Regions from separate parts of the Homo sapiens genome. Here region 1 is linked to region 2. Evidence: read pairs that join two places in POLR2A ChIA-PET (ENCODE). Cell type or tissue: GM12878. All regions are shown on one strand. Each heading gives the region's core, and the rest is flanking DNA. Links, peaks and the distances in the headings are about the cores only.

Evidence for each region. Peaks named below come from ENCODE experiments on the same cell type or tissue, not always from the same donor. Only the 100,000 strongest peaks of a DNase experiment are listed, where the experiment ranks them.
Region 1: POLR2A ChIA-PET joins it to region 2 with 10 read pairs; 8 of 35 experiments call an interaction of 5 or more read pairs at or near these places.

The regions. Positions count from the first base shown.
Region 1 is chr14:50,643,296-50,654,754 of GRCh38, reverse strand. SAV1 (salvador family WW domain containing protein 1) reads left to right here. Exons shown (of 5, transcript NM_021818.4): 3 at 9,741-10,011. Among named protein-coding and RNA genes, the nearest start is that of SAV1, 19 kb to the left of the region's middle. In GM12878, for the core only: no CTCF peak of the experiment used is centred there; no DNase peak of the experiment used is centred there; H3K27ac peaks cover 236 bases.
Region 2 is chr14:50,707,486-50,718,944 of GRCh38, reverse strand. No RefSeq gene overlaps it. Among named protein-coding and RNA genes, the nearest start is that of SAV1, 45 kb to the right of the region's middle. In GM12878, for the core only: no CTCF peak of the experiment used is centred there; no DNase peak of the experiment used is centred there.

The DNA of each region.
Region 1 (11,459 bases), core at 8,242-10,741, 67 kb after region 2:
TGGTTTTTGGCAGCCATTAATGATCATTGGCTAGCACTATTACAGGCATACCTCATTTTATTGTGCTTTGCTCTATTGTGTTTCGCAGATACTGTGTTTTTTACAAATTGAAGGTTTGTGGCAGTCCAACAGCACGTGCGCATTTCATGTCTCTGTGTCACATCTTGGTAATTCTTGCAATATTTCAAACTTTTTTCATTTCTGCCTGTTATGGTGATCTGTGATCAGTGATTGCTCATGTTACTATTGTAATTGTTTTGGGACATCACAAGGAATTGCACTTGTGTGCAAACTAAACTAAAATAAGAAGTGGAGCCTGATGATGTGACTGCATTGCTGCTGGTCTCATGATAAAACTTGAACAGATGAGTTGCTTTTTATGGATGAGCAAAGAAAGTGGTTTCTTGAGATAGAATATACTCCTGGTGAAGAAGCTGTAAATATTGTTGAAATGACTAATGATTTAGGATATTAAATAAATTTAATTGATAAAGTAGCAGTGGAATTTGAGAGGATTGAGGCCAGTTTGAAAGAAATGCTACTGTGGGTAAAATGCTGTCAAACAGCATCACATGCTACAGAAAAATCTTTCATGAAAGGTAAAGTCCATTGATGGAGCAAACTTCATTGTTGTTTTTAAGAAATTGCCACAGCTATCCCAGCCTTCAAACACCACCAGCCTGATTAGTCAGCAGCCATCAATATGGAGACGGGACCCTCCACTAGCAAAAAGATGCTGTGAACTCACTAAAGGCTCAGATAATCATTAGCATTTTTGTAGCAATACAATTTTTTTTATTAAGACCTGTACTTTTTTTAAAGATATAATGCTATTGCACACTTAATAGACTGCAATATATTGTAAAATATAACTTTTTTTTTTTTTTGAGATGGAGTCTCACTCTGTTGCCAGGTTGGAGTGCAGTGGCATGATCTCGGCTCACTGCCACCCCCACTTCCCAGGTTCAAGCAATTCTGCTGCCTCAGCCTCCCGAGTAGCTGGGACTACAAGTATGCGCCACCAGGCCCAGCTAATTTTTGTATTTTTAGTAGAGACAGGGTTTCACCATGTTGGCCAGGATGGTCTCGATCTCTTGACCTCGTGATACACCTGCCTCGGCCTCCCAAAGTGCTGGGATTACAGGTGTGAGCCACCGTGTCCGGCCGTAAAGATAACTTTAAGGTTCACTGGGAAACAAACAAATTCACGTAACTCGCTTTATTGCAATATTCACTTTATTGCAGTAATCTGGAACCAAACCTGAAATATCTCCAAAGTATGTCTAAGTGTTGCAAATTTTGATACTTGAATTCTGTCATTTCTTCTTTATTAGTTGGAATATTATAATTAAGGACTTTATCAATTATTTGGTTGCTGTTCATATAGGAAAGAAGGGTTGAATGCTAGATCTTTTCCTTTGTTTGCTATTTCAGAATGATGAATTGATACCCTAGCCACCTACAAAAGTAACCATGAACTCATGGATTTTTAACGCCAAGCTTTATTTGGATTTTATCATTTTTTTATTAATGTTTATTTTCTGTTCTAGGATTCATTCCAGAGTGTACTGCATTGCATTTCATTGTTGTATGTCTTTAGTCTTATTTAATCTATGCTAGTTTCTCAGTCTTTTGTTTTTTATGACCTTGACAGTTTTGAGGAGTACAGAATGTTTTGTAGATTGTACCTCAATTTCAATTCATTTTTTTTTCAATTTCTTTTTTTTTAGACGTCTCCCTCTGTCACCCAGGCTGGAGTGCAGTGGCACAATCTTGGCTCATTGCAACCTCCACCTCCCGGGTTCAAGCAGTTCTCCTGCCTCAGCCTCCTGAATAGCTGGGATCACTGCCACGTGCCACCACGCCTGGCTAATTTTTGTATATTCAGTAGAGATGGAGTTTCGCCATGTTGGCCAGGCAGGTCTTGAACTCTTGACCTCAGGTGATGCACCCGCCTTGGCCTCCCAAAGTGTTGGGATTATAGGCGTGAGCCACTGTGCCCAGCCTTTTTTTTCAATTTCAAAAGTCTGATGTTTTTCTCATGTTCCATATTATCATGTATTTTCCCTGACCCAGAAGCCGTTTCTCCAAGATGAGCTGGTTGATTTTAAGATTTTTATACTTAGTTTTAATTATTGGTGTGGTAATTCCTTTTGATGTTTAAATTGCTGCTGCTTTGGTGGCAGGAGCCCTTTCAATGTTGGTTCCTTTTTATTTCTCTTTGCTTTCTAATGTGACTAGATGTTCCAGGCTCATATTGTGCATTTTCTGCCTCAGTCCTGTACTCAACCATTCTAAGGATCCCTGGTTCCTTTCGATGGGGAAATAGTATTCAGGGATTGCACTCTTGTACTCATTGCTATTTGGTGGATTAATGCTTGTAGACCTTTTCAATGGACATATCTGGGAAATATGTTTTGTTGCTTTCTGGAAATAGAAATTCATTATGAGTTCATACTGTTGGCAGTTTAAGATTTCCAAGTTTTTACTTTTAGCTTTTTAAAAAAATGTTTAATTGTGATAAAATACACATAACAACATTTACCATCTTAACCATTTTTAAGTGTACAGTTTGTTGGCAGTAAGTACATTCACATTGAACTACCTTCTTTTTGCCTTAGGTTTTTATTTTTTTCTCATACTGAAAATCTTGGTTCCTGTTGACAATTATGTAACTATTCATTTGCTTTATCTGTAGCATAACTAGCTTTAAAAATAGTATCATCGACAATATGATTACTGAATAAAACAGAAGATTTCTTTGTAGTTTATTTTTTAAATTTAGGATATTTCCCGATGAGGAAGTACAATTTATTCTCTTTGGGCCGGGCACAGGGGCGCATGCCTGTAATCCTAGCACACTGGGAGGCTGTGATGGGAGGAATGCTTGAGTCTAAGGGTTTTGAGACCAGCCTGGGCAACATAGTGAGACCCTGTCTTTACAAAAAATAATAAAAGAAATTAGCCAGGCTTGGTGGTGCATGCCCATAGTCACACCTACTTGGGAGGCTGAGGTGGGAGGATTGCTTGAGCCCAGGAGGTTGAGACTGCAGTGAGCCGTAATTGTGCCACTGCACTCCAGCCTGGGTGACAGAGTGAGACCCTGTCTCAAAAATAAATAACAATAAATAAGTAATACATAAAATTCACTTTGAATTAATTTTTCTGAAGTATGCTTTAGCTGCTTCATGTACTCTTAGATTTGTTTACTTCATTTTGTTTTCACTTTTTAGGGATTGCTTTTTCTAAATTTTGATTTAATTTTGTTGTAAGTTACATAGGATATTTAAAAGGTTGCAAAATCAAAATGATAAAACAGAATGCATTTAGAAAATTAATTCTACCCCTGTCCTCTTCCACCCCATTTCCTTCCTCCCCCTGTAAATACCCAATTTTATTAATTTTTGTTACATATTTCATTGCAACACTTTATGAAAATAGATACAAATTACATATATATGTAAAATATGTATTCATATTATTCTCTTTCATATGTATTGTGTTAGGTTTCTGTAGCTGTAAAACACATTACTTCCAAACTCATTGGCATAAAACAATAAACATTTATTATCTCAGTTTCTGTGGTTCAGGATTTTGGAAGCGGCTTAGCCAGGTCATTCTGACTCAGGATCTCTCATGAAGTTGGAGTTCACACACGTCAGCTGGGGCTGCAGTTATCCGAAGCTTCGCTCTGGCTGAAAGATCCATTTCTTTCTTTCTTTTTTTTTTTTTGGAGACAGAGTCTCTCTCTGTTGCTCAGGCTTGAGTGCAGTGGCGCGCTCTCGGCTCACTGCATCCTCCATCTCCCAGGTTCAAGTGTTCTCCTGCCTCAGCCTCCTGAGTAGCTGGGACTACAGGCATGTGCCGCCACGCCCAGCTAATTATTTGTAATTTTAGTAGAGATAGGGTTTTGTCGTCTTGGCCCGGCTGGTCTCAAACTTCTGACATCAGGTGGTCCATCCACCTTGGCCTCCCAAAGTGCTGGGATTACAGGTGTGAGCCACTGCGCCCGGCCAAAAGATCCGCTTCTAAGTTCACTCACAAGGCTGTTAACAGGAGGCTTCAGTTCTGGCTGAAGGCCTCAATTCCTCACTCATGGGCTTCTCATGATATGGTATCTGGTTTCCCCCAGGGTGAGTGATGAGAGAGCAAGTACACTTGACCAAGGCAGAAGCTGCACGGTCTTTTATATCCTAATCTCAGAAGTCACACACCATCCTTTCTGCCATAAACTATTGGTCACACAGACAAGGGTGTGAATCCCAGGAGGACAGGGATAATTGGGGCCCAGGTTCACCTTACTGGCTGGCTACTACATATATGTATATATGGTGGTGTACTGTCCAGACTCTTTTTTCACATAATACATCCCGAATATTATTCCAGGGCAATAAATAGAAATCATCTTCATTCATGTTTACAGCTATATAATATAGTACTCTGTTCTGTGCGTGTAATAGTGTAATCATCCAGTTTGCTATTATTGGACATTTGGTTGATTTCTAGCCTTTTGCAACTATAGATGTTGCTGCAGTGACTAGCCTTATGCATATGCATTGTATGTTGTATTTAAATAAAAACAGTTTCTTAAACCACATGCCAATAACCCGTATTTATCCATACACTTACATATCCTTCTTTAGAATCTGAGTTTGAATTGAAGCATTTACCTTAATTTTAAAGTTTCTTCTAAATTACCTTTTGTCACTGGGGTCTGTTTCATTTGCCTTTCTTTAAAGGTAAACTTGATGTTTTCATTTTGCCTTAGTTTCCAGCCAACTGTAATTTTAAAAGCTCTTCAAAGTCAGCTGGGAACTTTTGACTAGTAGATGTTTTGCTCTGGCATGGTACTCCTTCACACCTCAATGGTCACCCAGTCTTTCTTATTTTGACCATTCTGAGATATTCTAAATTTGGCAGTTAGGGCCTTGGGTTGACTGGCAGTCTTCTGTTAACACACTAACTTTTCATTTAAATGCTGTATCCTTGTACCTTTCAGGCACAGGGATTCAAATTTATGTTAAAATTTTGTCTGGGGTGCAACTGTTACAAATAATGAGGATTAATAATAGTATGAACCACATACTGTCTTCCTAGGACTGTGTTAGAACATGCACCAGCAATGATAATACATCTGTATTTGCTGCCTAGTGGCTAACAGATTTACTCTCTTGATTATAAAAAACACCTTCGTTTCAGAACTAGTAAAATATGGGAGTGAAAGAGGCAAAATAAGTCCAAAAATCAAGGAAAATATTTATGCAGTTTCTGTCTCATTGATGTGTGTATCTCCTCCACTAATACTACACTGTCTTTATTACTGCAGCTTATTTATTTAACACTTACTATGTGCTTTATTCTGTAGACACTGTTCTAGAGACTGGAGATGTATCTGTGAACAAAACAAAGATTCCTGTCCTAAGAATCTTCTTTGTGGGATTCTTGTAGGTAAATAAACAAACTAAAATTACATAAGTTAAAAGGTTAAAGTGCTTTTTAAAAAAGTAAAACGGTAAGTAGAAGCTCAGCAGATGTAGACTGCCATAGTAAGAATAAGCTTCATTGAAACATTTGAGAAGAGGCTTGAAGAGGGTGAGAGTGAGCCAAGAGAATATCTGAAGGAAGAATCTTCTAGGGAGAATAAACAGCCAGTACCTGCCGTGTTTGAGAACAGCATCCAGGAGGTGAGTGTAGCTGGAACAGAGTGAGCTAAGGGTAAAAAAAATAGCAGCTTAAGTCAGAGAAGAAATGGAGGTCTGATCATCAGTAGGGCTTCATATTGAAAGTTATACAAGAGATAACTTTCATCAAGTAATGAGACAGTAAAGATAACTTGTACCAAATATCAAGGAAAAAACTTACTGAGCTCAGCCAGTATCACCAACCTGTGGTGAACCAAATAAATACTTCTTGTTTTAAGCCACTGAGTTTCGGGGTGATTTGTTATACATATGCTATTAGTATTCTTTTTTTTTTTGAGACGGAGTCTTGCTCCGTCGCCCAGGCTGGAGTGCAGTGGCGCAATCTCGGCTCACTGCAACCTCCGCCTCCCGGGTTCACGCCATTCTCCTGTCTCAGCCTCCCAAGTAGCTGGGACTACAGGCGCCCGCCACCACGCCCAGCTAATTTTTGTATTTTTAGTAGAGATGGGGTTTCACCGTGTTAGCCAGGATGGTCTCGATCTCCTGACCTCATGATCTGCCCGCCTCGGCCTCCCAAAGTGCTGGGATTACAGGCATGAGCCACCGCACCCGGCCAACTATTAGTATTCTTGTGTGAGAATAAAATTATGCAGCCAGATTATTCTTTTAAAAAGTATAGTAAATTTAACTTTTTTCAAGTTACACAGTTCTGAGTATTAACATATGTATAGATTTCATGTAATGCCTGTGTAATGAGAATACAGAACATTTCAAACACCCTCTAAAATTCCCTTAGGTTGTCCTCTTATAGTCAACTCCTGTCCCTCACCTCCAGTTCCTAGCAATCACTGTTTTCTGTCCTAGTAGTTTTGTGTTTGGAAGAATCTCATAAAAATGGAACTGTACAATTTGTAGCCACTTGAGACTGGCTGCTTTCCCTCAGCATGATACTTCTGAGATTCATCTTTGAGATTCTTGCATGTACCAATAATTAGTTCCATTTTATTCCTGAGTAGATTTCACTGTACAGTTGCACCACAGTTTGTTTATCCATTCTGTTAAAGGACATGTGTGTCATTTCCACTTTGGGGCAAATATGAATACAGTCATTGTAAATATCCACAAATGGGATTTTGTGTGAAGATGACTTCTCATTTCTCTAGGGTAAATATTTGGGAATGGGATTGCTGTAGCATATGAAAAGCATATGTTTAACTTTATAAGAAATTGCTAAGCTGTTCTCCAGAGTGACTGTAGCATTTTGCATCCACACCAGCAGTGTATGGGCATTCCAATTGTTCTGTATCCATGTAAGCACTTGCATTGTCAGGTTTTGTTTGGTTTTTTGGCCATTTTCATAGACGTGTATTGTCATTTCATTATGGTTTTAATTTGCATTTCTCTCACGGCTAATTATGATCCTGAGCATTTTTTCACGTGCTATTTACCATCAATATGTTGTCTTCGGTGAAGTGCCTGTTAAAAATTCTTACCCCCCTTTTTTTTAACTGGGTCGTTTTGTTTTCTTCTTCTGTTTTTGTTTTGAGAGAAGGGGTTTCACTCTGTTGCACAGACCGGAGTGCCGTAGCTGTTCACAGGCATGATGATAGTGTGCTACAGACCTGAAATCTTGGGCTCAAGTAACCCTCCTACTCAGCTTCCTGAGTAGGTTGAACTACAGGTGCGTGTCACTGCAGCAGGCTCAGGGTTGTTTTCTTAATGTTGAGTTTTGAGAATTCTTTGTATATTCTAGGTCAGAGTTCTTTGGCTAATAATGTGATTTGCAAACATTTTCTCCCTGTTTACAGCTTGATTTTCTTTCTCTTAGTGTCCTTCACAAGCGTTTTTAATCTTGACAGAGTTCAATTTAATCAGTATTTTTTCTTTATGAGTTGAACTTTCAGCATCATGGTAAAAAAAAGTACTCTTTGTCTAAACTAAACTCATGAAAATTTATTCTATTTTTTTCTTGTAAAAGCGTTATAGTTTTAAATTTAGATATATGATCTATTTTTAGTTAATTTGTATGTAAGGTGGCAGGTATAGGTTGTGATTAGGTTTTTTGCATATGGATGTCCAGTTGTTGCAACATCATTTGTTGGAAAAACCTTTCCCCGCTATTGCCCTTTCACCTTTATAAAAAAATCAGTTGACCATGTCTGTGTGGGTGTTCTTCTGGATTCTCTGTTTGGTTCCATTTATCTATTTGTCTGTTCTTCTGACAATACCATACTGTCTTGATTAATGTAGCTTTATAGTAAGCCTTAAAAATCAGGTAGTGTGAGTCCTTCAACTTTATCCCTTTTTCAAAAAAATTGTTTTGGCTACTCTAGTTCTCTTTTGCCTTTCAGTATACATTTTAAAATCTGTTTAATAACTATCTGTATCTACAAAAACTCCATGGAATTTTTTTTTTTTTTTTTTTTTGAGACAGAGTTTCACTCTCGTCGCCCAGGATGGAGTGTAATGGCGCGTTCTCAGCTCACTGCAACCTCTGCTCTCGGGTTCAAGCAATTCTCCTGCCTCAGCCTCCCGAGTAGCTGGGATTACAGGCGTCCGCCACCACGCCCGGCTAATTTTTGTGTTTTTAATAGAGACGGGGTTTCACCATGTTGGTCAGGCTGGTCTCAAACTCCGGACCTCAGGTGATCCGCTCACCTTGGCCTCCCAAAGTGCTCGGATTACAGGCGTGAGCCACTGCGCTCGGCCGGAATTTTTATTGGAATGACAGTAGTCTCGCTTTATCCATGGTTTTGCTTTCCACAGTTTCAGTTACCTCTGCAACTGCAGTCTGAAAATTGATGAATATGGTACAAGATCTTTCAAGAGAGAGGGAGAGAGATTACATTCACCCAGTTTTTATTATAATAATTGTTCAATTTTATTTTTGTTAATCCCTTACTGTGCCTAATTTATAAGTTAAACTTCATCATAGATACGTATGTATAGGAAAATACACAGCATACACAGGGTTAGGTACTATCTGCAGTTTCAGGCATCTACGGGAGGTCTTGGAATGGATCCCCCATGGATAAGGGGGGGACTCCTATAAAGATAAAGATAATTTCAGGAGAATTGACATCTTAACTTTATGTCGAATCTTCCAATCCGTTAATGTGATAGGTTTTTTATTTCTTTCATCAGTGTTTTGTAGTTTTTAGCATATTGGTCCTGCACAATTCTTTGGAGCTATTATAAATTATATTATCTCAATAACTTTTGTTTCCAGTTGTTGTTTGTTAATATATAAATATTAATTTTTGTATGGTGACCTTAACCCTGCTACCTTAAGCTTACTTAATAATTCTAGGGCACAGCCAGATTACTTTTAAGAATTTATAACCGGGAATGGTTTTACAAGTTCATTTTTACATTTTTTTTAAAGCTGAAATGTCAAATCTTTAATCAGGGGAAATTTTCTTTTTCCCACTTTTCTTTTGGCAGTATACATACTTAAGTAGCTTTACTGCCACAGGTTGATTATCCCTTACCCCAAAATGCTTAGGACCAGAAGTGTTTGAGATTTTGGATTTTTTTTTTTATTTTGGAATATTTGTATGTACATAATAAGATATCTTGGGAAGAGATCCCAAATCTGAACATGAAATTCATTTATATTTCATATATACCTTCTACACATAGCCTGAAGGTAATTTTACATAATATTTTAAATAATTTTGTGCATAAAACAAAGTTTTGACTGAATTTTGACTATGACTCATCACATAAGGTCAGGTGTGGAATTTTCTGCTTGTGGCAACATGTCAGCTCTCGAAGTTTTGGATTTTGGAGCATTTCAAATTTCAGATTTTTGGATTAGGGATGCTCAACCTGTTGTTAAGTGTTTGTATGGCCTGTTGATGGAAGCATCAGCCAAAAAACCCTCTACTAATTTCAAAGTCTAGTTCCTCCCCCTTTTTATAATTCCTTAATAGTAATACCGACTAGTTTTATGAAAACCATCATAATGGGCATAATCATGAATTTAAATAGAAGAGTACAATCAGGATAGTTAATGTTGTGACTTTGCTAGCTGGCACATTTTTTGCATTGAATAATTGTTCTGTTTCTTCTCTATCATTTTCTCTTTCCCCGTAGGTATTGGGAGAGTTGCTGCTACATCTTTAGGAAATTTGACTAACCATGGTTCTGAAGATTTACCCCTTCCTCCTGGCTGGTCTGTGGACTGGACAATGAGAGGGAGAAAATATTATATAGATCATAACACAAATACAACTCACTGGAGCCATCCTCTTGAGCGAGAAGGACTTCCTCCTGGATGGGAACGAGTTGAGTCATCCGAATTTGGAACCTATTATGTAGATCACACAAATAAGAAGGCCCAATACAGGCATCCCTGTGCTCCTAGGTACAGTATCAACTTTATTTTCAACTTTTTGTTTCGGGATTGTCTAATGTTAGGTTTTGAACTGATATTTTCATCTAAGAGAATAGCATCCTAAAGCTTGAGATTTGAAAGCCTTATATTTCAAAATTTACATTTTTCTCTGGACATACATTTAGTAATAAATGACTTTAATAAGTTAAAAAAATACTTTTCTCTTTAAAAAAACCTCAAAAACAAGATCATTGTTCTTATGATCAGATTCTGCTGTAGTAATGCCAGAATGTTTTTGTTATAGGTGTCCAGAAAATTAAATAATTAAAGCTTCTGCCTTCTTACACTTAAATTTTTACAAATAATAACAGACCTACCCCCTAAGTCAGAATGTACAATTGAATTATAACATTTTGCTGTTTATTCTATTTCAGACATGATTGTATGTTCTGTTTCTTGCTATTACTAGACAAGAAAGTGAAAATTGGGACTGAACAAAACATCCCATTTCTGTTTAATAAATATAGCCAGTAATTCTTTGTGCTGTTTTGATTGATACTGGGCTGGGTAGATCTGCTTTGTTGCCAGACTTTTAGCCCTGTGCTGCCTGATAGCCAGTTGTCACGTGTGGCTGTTGAGCCCTTGAATGTGATTAATATAAATTGAGATGTGCTGTAAGTGTAAATACACACTGGATTTCAAAGTACATAAAAGCTAGTATTAGTTTAGTAATGAAGTTGCAAATATTTCAAATTAACCACATTTGAGCTTCAAAAGCTGAGCCACAAGATTAAAAATGAGTAAAATATCATCTGCATTTTGATAAATGTTGCTTAGTGTCATCTGGCATAATACAGTTTTTTGGTTATAGTGGACATTTGTATTTTCTTAGAACCATTAAAATAGTTATGAAAATGTGTTTTAGGATTATCAACTGGAAAACTAAGCTTTATCATTATTGTGTTGTTTTAATTATTTTATGTATTTGGATTTATTAATTCAACTTTGAAAATCTGTTTTTTCCCATGATTCCATGTAGTGGCACCCAATCAGTGTTTATTCAACTACTGAGGTTGTTGTCCTTTGAAAGAATCAAACCTGTGGTGTGGTCATCAGGTGGCAATGATTGTTGCAGTCCAGATAACCAGATTTGAGAGTTTACTTTTCTGTTCGTTGACATGGTTTGGCTCTGTGTCCTCACCCAAATCTCATCTCAAATCGTAATCCCCATGTATCAAGGGAGGGACCTGGTGGGAAGTGATTGAATCATGGGGGCCATTTCCCCCATGTTGTTCTGGTAGTGAGTTCTCATGAGATCTGATAGTTTAAAAGTGTGTGGCAGTTCCCCCTTCTTTCTCTCTCCTGCCACCACGTAAGATGTGCCTTGCTTCCCCTTCATCTTCTGCCATGATTTAAGTTTCCTGAGGCCTCCCAATTATGGAACTGTGGGTCAATTAAACCTCTTTTCTTTATAAATT
Region 2 (11,459 bases), core at 4,970-7,469:
ATGTTGATGGACTCTGTGCTATGAGCACCAAAATAAGATTAGTGTCAAATGGGTAAGGTCCTTAACCTAGCATTCAATATAATTCTGCACTTCATTGAGATTTGTGCAGCCTGTGTGTTTTGTAGTCTTATTTACTGTGCAAAATTATAAGAAGTAATTTTCTAACATGTACTTGATGTCCATTTTCCCCATAATAATAGTTATGTTTTGGCCATAAGACTGGAATTCTCACTTAAATTATGTGAAATGTCTATTATATAATCTCCTGATCAAAAGGTTAAATTTCACCCAGAAGTGCTTTCTATTCTTTGGTTGCTTCACTTGCAAATCAGGAGACATGGCTAGTTTTGACAGACTTTTTTAAAAATTCCATATAAAGTTAAAATTCCAAAGCAGAGAACTGTATAACTAAATCAGTGAAATGTTGTAATGAGTAGGCAACAATGTAAAATAGAGCTGGATACCCTTGTATTAAAATAGTATTTAATTCTGAAAAATGATTACATGGGATATGCTTTACTAGTTAAGGCAAAGTAGACAGCTCTTAACAGTGCTTACAGCCCAGATGAACATTTACCAATCATTTTTCTTTCCTGTTTGGAGGCATATCTGTCTTCAAGATCAAGCAATAAATAAGTACTAACCCTGTGCCAGGTACTAACAGGTTATCTAGTATTTTAATACTGTGAACAATAAAAGGGACTCTTTAAAAAGTGTCAATGTCAAAAAAAAAAAAAGACGTGGCCGTGTTCCAAATTAAAGGAGTCTAAGTAGACATGATAACTAAATGCAGTACCTAATCCTACACTAGATTCTGTGTTGGAGAAGAAAATGTAAAGCAGGTGGTCCCCAGCCTCCTGGGCATTAGGAACCAGGCCACACAGCAGGAGGTGAGCAGCAGGTGACCCAAGCAAAACTTCATCTGTATTTACAGCCATTCCCCGTATTCCCATTAGTGCATGAGCTCTGCCTCCTGTCTTATCAGCCGTGGCATTAGATTCTCATAGGAGCGCAAACCTTATTGTGAACTGCACATGCAAGGGATCTAGGTTACGCACTCCTTAGGAGAATCTAATTAATGCCTGATGATCTGTCACTGTCTCCCATAACCCCCAGATGGGACCGTCTAGTTGCAGGAAAACAAGCTCAGGGCTCCCTCTAAGTCTACATTATGGTGAATTATATAATTATTTCATTATATATTACAATGTAATAATAGAAATAAGATACACAATAAACATAATGCGTTTGAATCATCCCAAAACCATCCGTCCCCTTTCAACCCCGGTCCATGGGAAATTGTCTTCCACAAAACCAGACCCTGGTGCCAAAGAGTTTGGGGGCCACTGCTATAAAGGACATTGAAGTTACTGACAAAATTGGAATAAGGATAGTAGCTTAGAAAACAGTATTATATCAATATTAAATATACTGAAGTTAGTTACTGCATTTATGTAAAAGTATCTTCTACAAAAGTATACACTGGTGTATTTAGGAATAGAGACTATGATATATGCAACTTAAAAAAAAATTGAGACGGAGTCTTGCTCTGTCACCCAGGCTGGAGTGCAGTGGTGCAATCTTGGCTCACTGCAACCTGCGCCTCCCAGGTTCATGCCATTCTCCTGCCTCAGCCTCCCGAGTAGCTGGGACTACAGGCACCCGCCACCACGCCCGGCTATTTTTTTGTATTTTTAGTAGAGACGGGGTTTCACTGTGTTAGCCAGGATGGTGTCGATCTCCTGACCTCGTGATCCACCTGCCTCAGCCTCCCAAAGTGCTGGGATTATAGGCATGAGCCACCATGCCCGACTGATATATGCAACTTATTCTTAAATGATCCAGAAACAAAATTACCCAGGCATGTGCATACACGTGTGAGGGAGAATGTGAGAGAGTGAGAGAAATAAGGCAATGAAGCAAGGATTATTTGTATTATCATTGTAACCCTATTTGTAAGTTTGAAATGATTTCCAGTTAAAATGTTTGAAGTGTTATGGATAAAAAAATGTACTAAGTGTGGTGTCAAGCACCTTAATCTTCCTTGCCCTTCTAGCTACTCTGAAGAATAGATGGTATTCTGAGTAAAAACTCACTAGAAACCATTTATGCTAGCCTAACCATACACCTATAGTTTATTATGAAAAGTTCAGCACTGGCCAGGCACAGTGGCTCACGCCTGTAATCTCAGCACTTTGGGAGGCAGAGGCAGGTGGATCACAAGGTTAGGAGATTTGAGACCATCCTGACTAACACGGTGAAACCCCGTCTCTACTAAAAATACAAAAATCAGCCGGGCATGGTGGCGCGCGCCTGTAATCCCAGCTACTCAGGAGGCTGAGTCAGGAGAATCGCTTGAACCCGGGAGGCGGAGGTGGCAGTGAGCCAAGATCGCACCATTGCACTCCAGCTTGGGTGACAGAATGAGACTCCTTCTCAAAAAAAAAAAAAAAAAAAAAGTACCATATTCAGTGCTGTCTAGTGACAAGTGTGGTCACTCATCTTAGCACTATTTCTCATATCATTCCTTCTTTTGTCCTTGCCCTCTCCCCACCCCTTTGTCCTGATTCCTATGTATTCTCCAGATACTACATGTAAATTTAACAGTGTCCATGCAAGTCACAGTGGGTATAAGCAAGAACCAGAGGTGGATGTGGGCAGATGGTTGATGTGTATGAAAACTGGTAGGGTCAGTGTTTGGGAGTAAAGGCTTTTTTGAAGTGGAGATGCTAAAGTAGATTTGTTGGAAATATTTTTTCTTAAATGATGGTCAAAAAGCAGGATATTTAAAATAAGCAATTCTGAGGTAGTTCACATAATGGTGAAGTGGGTAAAAGAAAAAGATCACAAGACATTAGAAAAAAATCAATGATCTGAAAGTCCAAGATTTGGAATTGCCTTTCCCTGACCCCGCCCCCATCATTTCATCAAATCTGTACTTGCCAAGGTTACCATGAACCTCTTAAAGTTGCCCCACTCCAACCTGCTCTCCCCACACAGCCTCCAAATAGGATTCTTCTAAAATAAGACTGAATGTCACACTACTGTTTAAGAACACCCCATGTCCTCAAGTCTCCATTCTTTTTTAAATCGACAAATAAAAATTGTACATATATATCTTATGCAATGTTTTGAAATACATATACATGGCTGGGCACGGTGGCTCACACCTGTAATCCCAGCACTTTGGGAGGCTGAGGCGGGCGGATCACGAGGTCACGAGATCAAGACCATTCTGGCTAACATGGCGAAACCCCATCTCTACTAAAAATACAAAAAAAAAAAATGAGCGGGGCATGGTGGCAGGCACCTGTAGTCCCAGCTACTCAGGAGGCTGAGGCACAAGAATGGCGTGAACCCGGGAGGCGGAGCTTGCAATGAGCCGAGATCGCACCACTGCACTCCAGCCTGGGCAACAGAGCAAGAGTCCATCTCAAAAAAAAAAAAAAAGAAAAAGAAAAGAAATACATATACATTGTGAAATAGCTAAATTGAGCTAATTAACATATATAACCTCACATTCTTATCACTTTTGTGGTGAGAATACTTAAGATTTTAAATTCTTAAGAATACCTTCTGATTAATTCATAAAGTAATAATTAGTGAATTTAGCCATACTAAACTCTGTTTGGCTTCTCAAAGGGCAACAGTATCTCTTGCTATGTTGTCTATGTATTGAGTAGGAGGAAAAGGCAGGACAAATAGTTGCTTCCAGTTAACCATCCTCCCCTTCCTCCTTAAAAAAAAGAAGGCTGAAATTTGACCATGCATGTTATTACCCAGCTATAAGACTATATTCTCTAGCCTCTTTTGCAGCTAGATGTGACCATGTGACTAGGTTTTGGCCACTGATATGCAGGAGGTCTGGGAAGACTTCTTAAAAGAGGGGATAAGCTGGCATGATGGCATAATCCTATAGTCCCAGCTACTAGGGAGACTGAGGCAGGAATGTCACTTAAGCCCAGGAGTGTGAGACCAGCCTGGGCAGTATAGTGAGATCTTGTCTCTAAAAATTTTTTTTTTTTTTAAATTTAGCCAGACACAGTGCCTGCAGTCCTAGCTACTCAGGAAGCTAAGGTGGGAGGATCCCTTAAGCTCAGGAGTTTGAGGCTGCAGTAGCTATGATTACTACACTGCACTCCTGCCTGGGCAACAGAGCAAGACCCCATCTCCAAAAATAAAGAGGGGGAATACACCTGTTTTTGTTCCTACTGCCTAGAGTGAAGATGATGATTGAAGATCTAGCAACTATGTTGGACCATAAAGATGAGGGCCACCTCCTATAGATGGCAGTGTAGAGAGCTGGAAAGAGCCTAGATCTCTGACAAATTCATTTAGCTATCATGTGAGGCCTCAATTCCTTCTGGACTTTACGAAAAAGGAATAAACTTTTAGTTGTTTAAGTAACTATTATTTTGGATTTTCTTATTATATGCAGCCAAACCTTATCCTAATTGAGACCTAGAATTAGTTGGATATCGGGGAAGGATAAAGTGGTCTTGATTTTCCAGCCTGACCCTAGAGAAGATACAAGATGTATGCAATTCTAGAAAAGATGAAGTCCAAGAAAGGTAGAGTTTAGTTCTACGGTTGGTTTCCTGAAGAGAACAGGGCAATTTTCACGTTTAAACGTGATACATCCACCTGGGGAAAGAAAAAGTGGTAGAATCTTGCGGGGGAGAGAAAGCAGCAGCAGTAGCCTGCAGTGGTGGAAGCTAATTAAATGCAGCAATTTTATTTTTATATTGATGCCCAGGGTGACAGCCCTTGGATTCCACTTTTCAAGCAGTACTAAATTGGCTGTACTTTGACCCTGAAATAAGACTGCGCTTGTCTTCATTGACCAGAGATAACTGGAGAAGTAAACATGTGGTATTGGGGAGAAGAAACTGACATTACTGCTCCTAAGATTTCCAATAGGTGTCTGAAAATGGGGGCTTTAGAAAAGAAGCCACGAGGTTTTTGCCCACAGAACAGTATGATCTGGACATAGGCACAAAGAGTTTTCTACAGATGTTCCCATCTACTTAGGAATAGCGATTCACAGTGGAACCTATAAGAGGAACCCCCAAACAAGTAGTAGACAACAAATGAGTACACCTTTGAAGATTTCCTTTGAAAAGATTATTTAAGCTTCTTTATACTTTCTAGAAGTACAAAGTACAAAATTAACTACAGGGTTTTTATTCCACTCCCTTCCCCTAGTTAGACATCTTTTCTCCACCTTAGCCCACAAGGTGATCACTTCACTGGCTGGTAAATTGTCCATTGCAATCTGTAAATGAGCCAAGATTGCTGTGTGCTTTGCTCAGGCCATTCCTCTCATGGCTATGATACCACTGACAGGGAGATATATAATATATATGTAGAGAGAATATATACATTTGTATATTACAGTATAATATATACATTTCCATATTATATATTTGTATATAATATACAAATTCAAGCCTCATTACTACTGATTTTCCAACAGATCAATCCCAAGCAGTAGGCTATAATTAGAAACAGATTAGACATTCCTTGTTGCAGTCATCTACCTACCTCCTGGCCACCTCCCTCACTGATTTTAGAACTTGGGTCACTGTCTTTTTCTCACTACTACCTCTATCACTACTCTTAGTGCTTTCAATATCTCATATTTGATATATTTGAATTGTGGAGAGAAAGATGAGACCACACTCTACCTTGTCAATAATTTCACTATCTCTGGTCTTTATTTCAAGCATCCAAGACTTTGGACATCCATCTTTCTTCTTCTTCACTTCTAAAATTTGTTTCCTCTATCCATTGATCCCACCACTTTTCCACTGTCCACCACTAAGCCTTACATCTACCTCATGTCCTCATGATCTCTTTACTCAGCTTATGTTCCATGATCTATCACTAGAGCCACTTCCCCTGAAACACAATCACTTTGCTTGCCCCTATCTACCTTTATGACATTTACCTATGGCAATCCCAACTTCCCAACCCTGGTTAAACTAAACTCTTTTCCTATTCTGCAATTACACCAAAGCAACTGAAAATGGCCAGAGAAAGACAGTCAGCTGCTCCAACTGGCCTCACTTTAAATTCATAATCACTGATTTCAACATTGCTTAACAATTCCATTACTTTACAAAAAAAAAAAAAAAAAAAAAAAAGAGACAGGATTTCATAGTCACCCAGACTGGAGTGCAACGCAACAATGTTAGCTCACTACAGCCTCAAACTCCTGGGCTCAAGGGATTTTCTTGCCTCAGCCTCCCCAGTAGCTGGGATTACAGATATGCACCATGACGCCCAGCTTTTAGAAAGTTTCTCACTATTGGCTGGGCATAATAGCTCACCCGTGTAATCCCAGCACTTTGGGAGGCCGAGGCAGGCAGATCACAAGGTCAGGAGTTTGAGACCAGCCTGGCCAATATGGTGAAGCCCCGTCTCTAATAAAAATACTAAAATTTTTAGTGTGGTGTGGTGGCACACGCCTGTAGTCTCAGCTATTTTGGGAGGCTGAGGCAGGAGAATCACTTGAACCTGGGAGGCAGAGGTTGCAGTGAGCAGAGATCGTGCCACTGAGTCCAGCCTGGGCAACAGAGCGAGACTCCATCTCAAAAAGAAAAAAAAAGTTAGCTGGGTGTGGTGGCGGGCGCCTGTAATCCCAGCTACACAGGAGGCTGAGGCAGAAGAACTGCTTGAAACCAGGAGGCAGAGGTTGCAGTGAGCCAAGATCACGCCAGTGCACTTCAGCTTGGGCAAAAGAGCAAGACTCCGTCAGAAAAGAAAAGAAAAAAGAGAAAAGAAAAAAAGAGAAAAGAAAAAAGGAAAGCTTCTCACTATCCAAGATAATGGTTTCATATGTCCTACTCAAATCTCCAATACCTCCAATTCGTCTTTACTCTCAGTAAGTTGATTCTCATAAGAGAACTACTCATTTAACCACCACCAACTCTACCCACTTCCTGCATCTCTTAATAATTTGTAATTAATAAACTGCCCTTGCTCCCTAGGCCAAACGCCTTTGTGAACTAGATCCTGTCCCTTCTCACTTTCTCAGGATGTTTTCTTACAATTAGTATCTTACATTATTAGCTTTCCTTTCTCCATTGTTCCCAGTAGTAACTCTCGTTTTCTTCAGAGTGCTTCAAAGGTCCCTAGCAGAAGTTGAGCAATTTCACTCGTGAGTTCTATTGTCTTGAAATTTGTCTTGGACAGGACAGGACCAGCTATCTATTAAAATGTCTTCATTAATTATATTTCAGGATCCCACACCATTCTACTTTTTCCCCCCGGTACAAAAAAAAAATCATTTCTTGACAAAGAATATACAAGCAAAATAGGAAGAGAAGTTCTTCATGTGTAAACATGACATCATTTACAGTGTATCTATTTCTTATCTTCAGGTGGCTATTTCTCATACTTTTTCCTAGAGGTGGTCTTGCTCTGTTACCCAGGCTGGAATGCAGTGGCACAATCATAGCTTACTGCAGCTTCAAACTCCTGGGCTCAAGCAATCCTCCCACCTCAGCCTCCCAAGTAGCTGGGACTACAGGCATGTGCCACCATGCTTGGCTAATTTTTTTTTTTTTTTTTTTTTTTTTTTTGTAGAGATGCAGCCTCACCGTGTTGTCCAGGCTGGTCTCAAACTCCTGGCCTCAAACATCAGATCATAAATTTAAGAAGTTCTCTAGCTGTCTGTAGCATTTTTGCAAGTCAGCTCATTTTTGGCGAAAATGGCAAGAGGATTGGGGGTACATTGGGTAGAGGTTTAGGGGAGGAGCAAAGAAGGCAGCAAGAACCCGAGTCTGATGTGGGCAGGTGGTTGATGTGTATGAATTCTTGGTACTATTGCTCCAGGCCTGCCACATTTGTATATTCTTTTTTGAATATATATTCCTATCTTTTTATCTTTTGTGCAAGTTCTTTTAACATTTGAGCTTAATGGAGAGCTCTTTGTCCAACCACACAGGATTTAAATAATTCCTCTCTTACTTCGAGAGCATTTGCACTTCCAGATTTTGATAGTATGTGATTCCTTTTGGTTCATCTTTCCCTCTGTAGGTCTCATGACAATATAATAGTGTCTTTTGAGTTTTGTGAGATGTACTTCTTATAGTCTTGGTCAACCATTTAACCATGTCTATTTTTTTTCTCTCCCTATTAGGATTCTAACTCTAATTTGGGTCAATTTTCCCAAGCTTCCCATCACTAACTTTTGCCAACAATTCCTCTTTGTTAGAATTAAGTAGAGTAGGCCGGGCGCAGTGGCTCACGCCTGTAATCCCAGCACTTTGGGAGGCCAAGGTGGGTGGATCACCTGAGGTCAGGAGTTCGAGACCAGCCTGGCCAACATGGTGAAACCCTGTCTCTACTAAAAATACAAAAATCAGCCAGGCGTGGTGGTGGGAGACTATAATCCTAGTTACTTGGTGGCTGCGGCAGGAGAATCGCTTGAACTCGGGAGGCAGAGTTTGCAGTGAGCCAAGATTGCGCCATTGCACTCCACCCTGGGCAACAAGAGCGAAACTCCGTCTCAAAAAAAAAAAAAAAAAAAAAGAAGAATTAAGTAGAGTAGCAGTTCCCTATTTGTTGCTTCTGTCTTCCAGGAGATAAACCTATCAAGACAGTAAATAAACATATTAACACTTGGTGAACATTTATTTTGGTCATTTCACATGGACCAAGCATATCAGTACCATTATATTATTAAAATTCAGAGAACATTGTGGTATAAGTATTTATATATTTCTCCTATGAAGAAATGGAGATTCAAAGAGATAAAATAACTTAATTTGTAACTTACTTGATCATCTCATATACAATGTATAATACTAGAAACTGGAAATAGACAAAGTCCTTGTTTCATGGAGCTTTTAATACTACGGGAAAGGCAGACCAACTAGCAAAGAAGTTAGCTTCACCAGAACTGAATGTACCGAGAGTTGAAGATGGGTGCTCCCAATAATATTAGAATATATTCAGATAAATTCATGCTACCTGGCAACACAATAGAAATCTACTATAAGTTTGATGATTGAGACAGATAGGAAACAAACTAAAAGCACATTGGAGAGAAGAACATAATGACTAGAAAAAAAGCAGCAGAAAGCTTTACCATACTACAGACCAAGTCAATAATTTATCATTATTCAGCTGTTTAGTATGAGAGGATTTACAGGGACAACTATAAGTAGCATAGTGGTTAAGAGTATAAAGTCAGAGAAAGAAAGCGCTCTGTACAAATTCTGATTGTGCTACCTACTAACTATATAGATTTGAAAACAAAACAAACAAAAAACTTAATATTTAAACCCCTGGCTTTGATTGACTGCATTTGTAAGACAAGGATGATAATGCTAATCTTGTGGGACTTGTGAGGTCATAGTAAATATATGCTAGTAGTTCTCAAAGTGTAGTCCATGGAACCTAGGAATCTAAGACCCATTTCAGTAGGTCCATAAGATTAATTTCATTAGAATGCGTTATTTAGCCAGGCACTGTGGTTCAGGCCTGTAATCCCAGCACTTTGGGAGGCCGAGGCAGGAAGATCACTTGAGGCCAGGAGTTCAAGACCAGCCTGGGAAACATAGGGAGACCCCATCTCTACCAAAAAGATATTTTAAAAAAATTAGCTGGGTGTGGTGGCACACTCCTGTGGTCCCAGCTATTCAACAGGCTGAGACAGGAGGATTTTTTCTGTCTCATAGCAAGCTATGATCACACCACTGCATTCTAGCCTGGGTGAGAGCAAGATACTGTCACTAAGAAAAAAAATAAAAATAAAGATTAAAAAAATGCATTATTTGCCTTTTTCACTATGCTGACATTTGCACTGATTGTACAAAAACAATAGTGGGTAAAACTGGTGGTATCTTAGTATGCATCAAAACAATGGCACCAAATTATACGAACAGTCATGGTATTTTCCTCCACTACACACTCTTGATCGAGGCAGCAAGGGGAGTAGGGGAAAGGAAGCCAGTTTCACTTAAGAATTTTCTTGATGCAGCCAGGCACGGTGGCTCATGTCCATAATCCCAGCACTTTGGGAGGCTGAGGTGGGCAGATCACCTGAGATCAAGAGATCAAGATCATCCTGGCCAACATGGTGAAACCCCATCTCTACTGAAAATAGAAAAATTAGCTGAGCATGGTGGCATGCATCTGTATTTCCAGCTACTTGGGAGGCTGAGGCAAGAGAATCACTTGAACCTGGAAGGCGGAGGTTGCAGTGAGCTGAGATCGTGCCACTACCCTCCAGCCTGGAGACAGACTGAGACTCCATCTCAAAAAAAAAACAAAAATAAAAAAAAGAATTTTCTTGATGAAGCAGTAAAAAAAAAAAAAAAGTTAATTTTATATAATCTTGACCCTTCCATAGACATATTTTTAATATTCTATGCAATGAAATAGGGAGTACACCTAAAGCGCTTTTGCTCCATACCAAAGTATATGCTTGTCTCAAGGAAAAGCACTTATGTGATTCTTTGAGTGTGCTAAACTAGCTGCTGTTTTCATGGAACACCATTTTTACATGAAAGAGTGATGAAGAGACAAACCCTAGTTATTCAGACTTTAATATCCAGATAGCATTTTCTTGAAAATGAATGAAATGATTCTATAATTTCAAAGATGATTGACTACATGCTCAAAGCTTTCAAGAAAAAAATTAGAATTTTGAGGCCGGGCACCAGTGGCTCACACCTGTAATCCCAGCACTTTGGGAGGCTGAGGCGGGTGGATCACTTGAGGTCAGGAGTTCGAGACCAGCCTGGCTAACATGGAGAAAGCCCATCTCTACAAAAATACAAAAAAATTAGCGGGGCGTGGTGGTGCATGCCTGTAATCCCAGCTACTCGGGAGGCTGAGACAGGAGAATCACTTGAACTCAGGAGGCAGAGGTTGCAATCAGCCAAAATCATGCCATTGTACTCCAGCCTGGGCAACAGAGTGAGACTTCATCTTAAAAAAAAAAAAATTTTGTATTTTGAAATCGTGTGTCTGCCATTGTGGCCTTGACAGTTTTCCAATATTTAAAGAATTTTCAGGTTAAAAATCGGTGGTGATATTTATGAATATAATTTTAAAATATTGTATAATTGTATGAATCAATGAGAGGATATATATAACCCAGTAACCAATATTTTCCATATGACCAATGCTTGATGTTACAAAATCATGCATGGATGAAAGATCCATTCAAAGTCCAAGATGGACCAATGGATTCTAATATTAAGAGTAGAGGCCGGGCACAGTGACTCAGGCCTGTAATCCCAGCACTTTGGGAGGTTGAGGTGGGTAGATCATGAGATCAGGAGATCGAGACCAGCCTGGCCAATATGGTGAAACCCTGTCTCTATAAAACTACAAAAAAGTTAGCTGGGCGTGGTGGTACACACCTGTAATCCAAACTACTCGGGAGGCTGAGGCAGGAGAATCGCTTGAACCTGGGAGGTGGAGATTGCAGTGAACCGAGA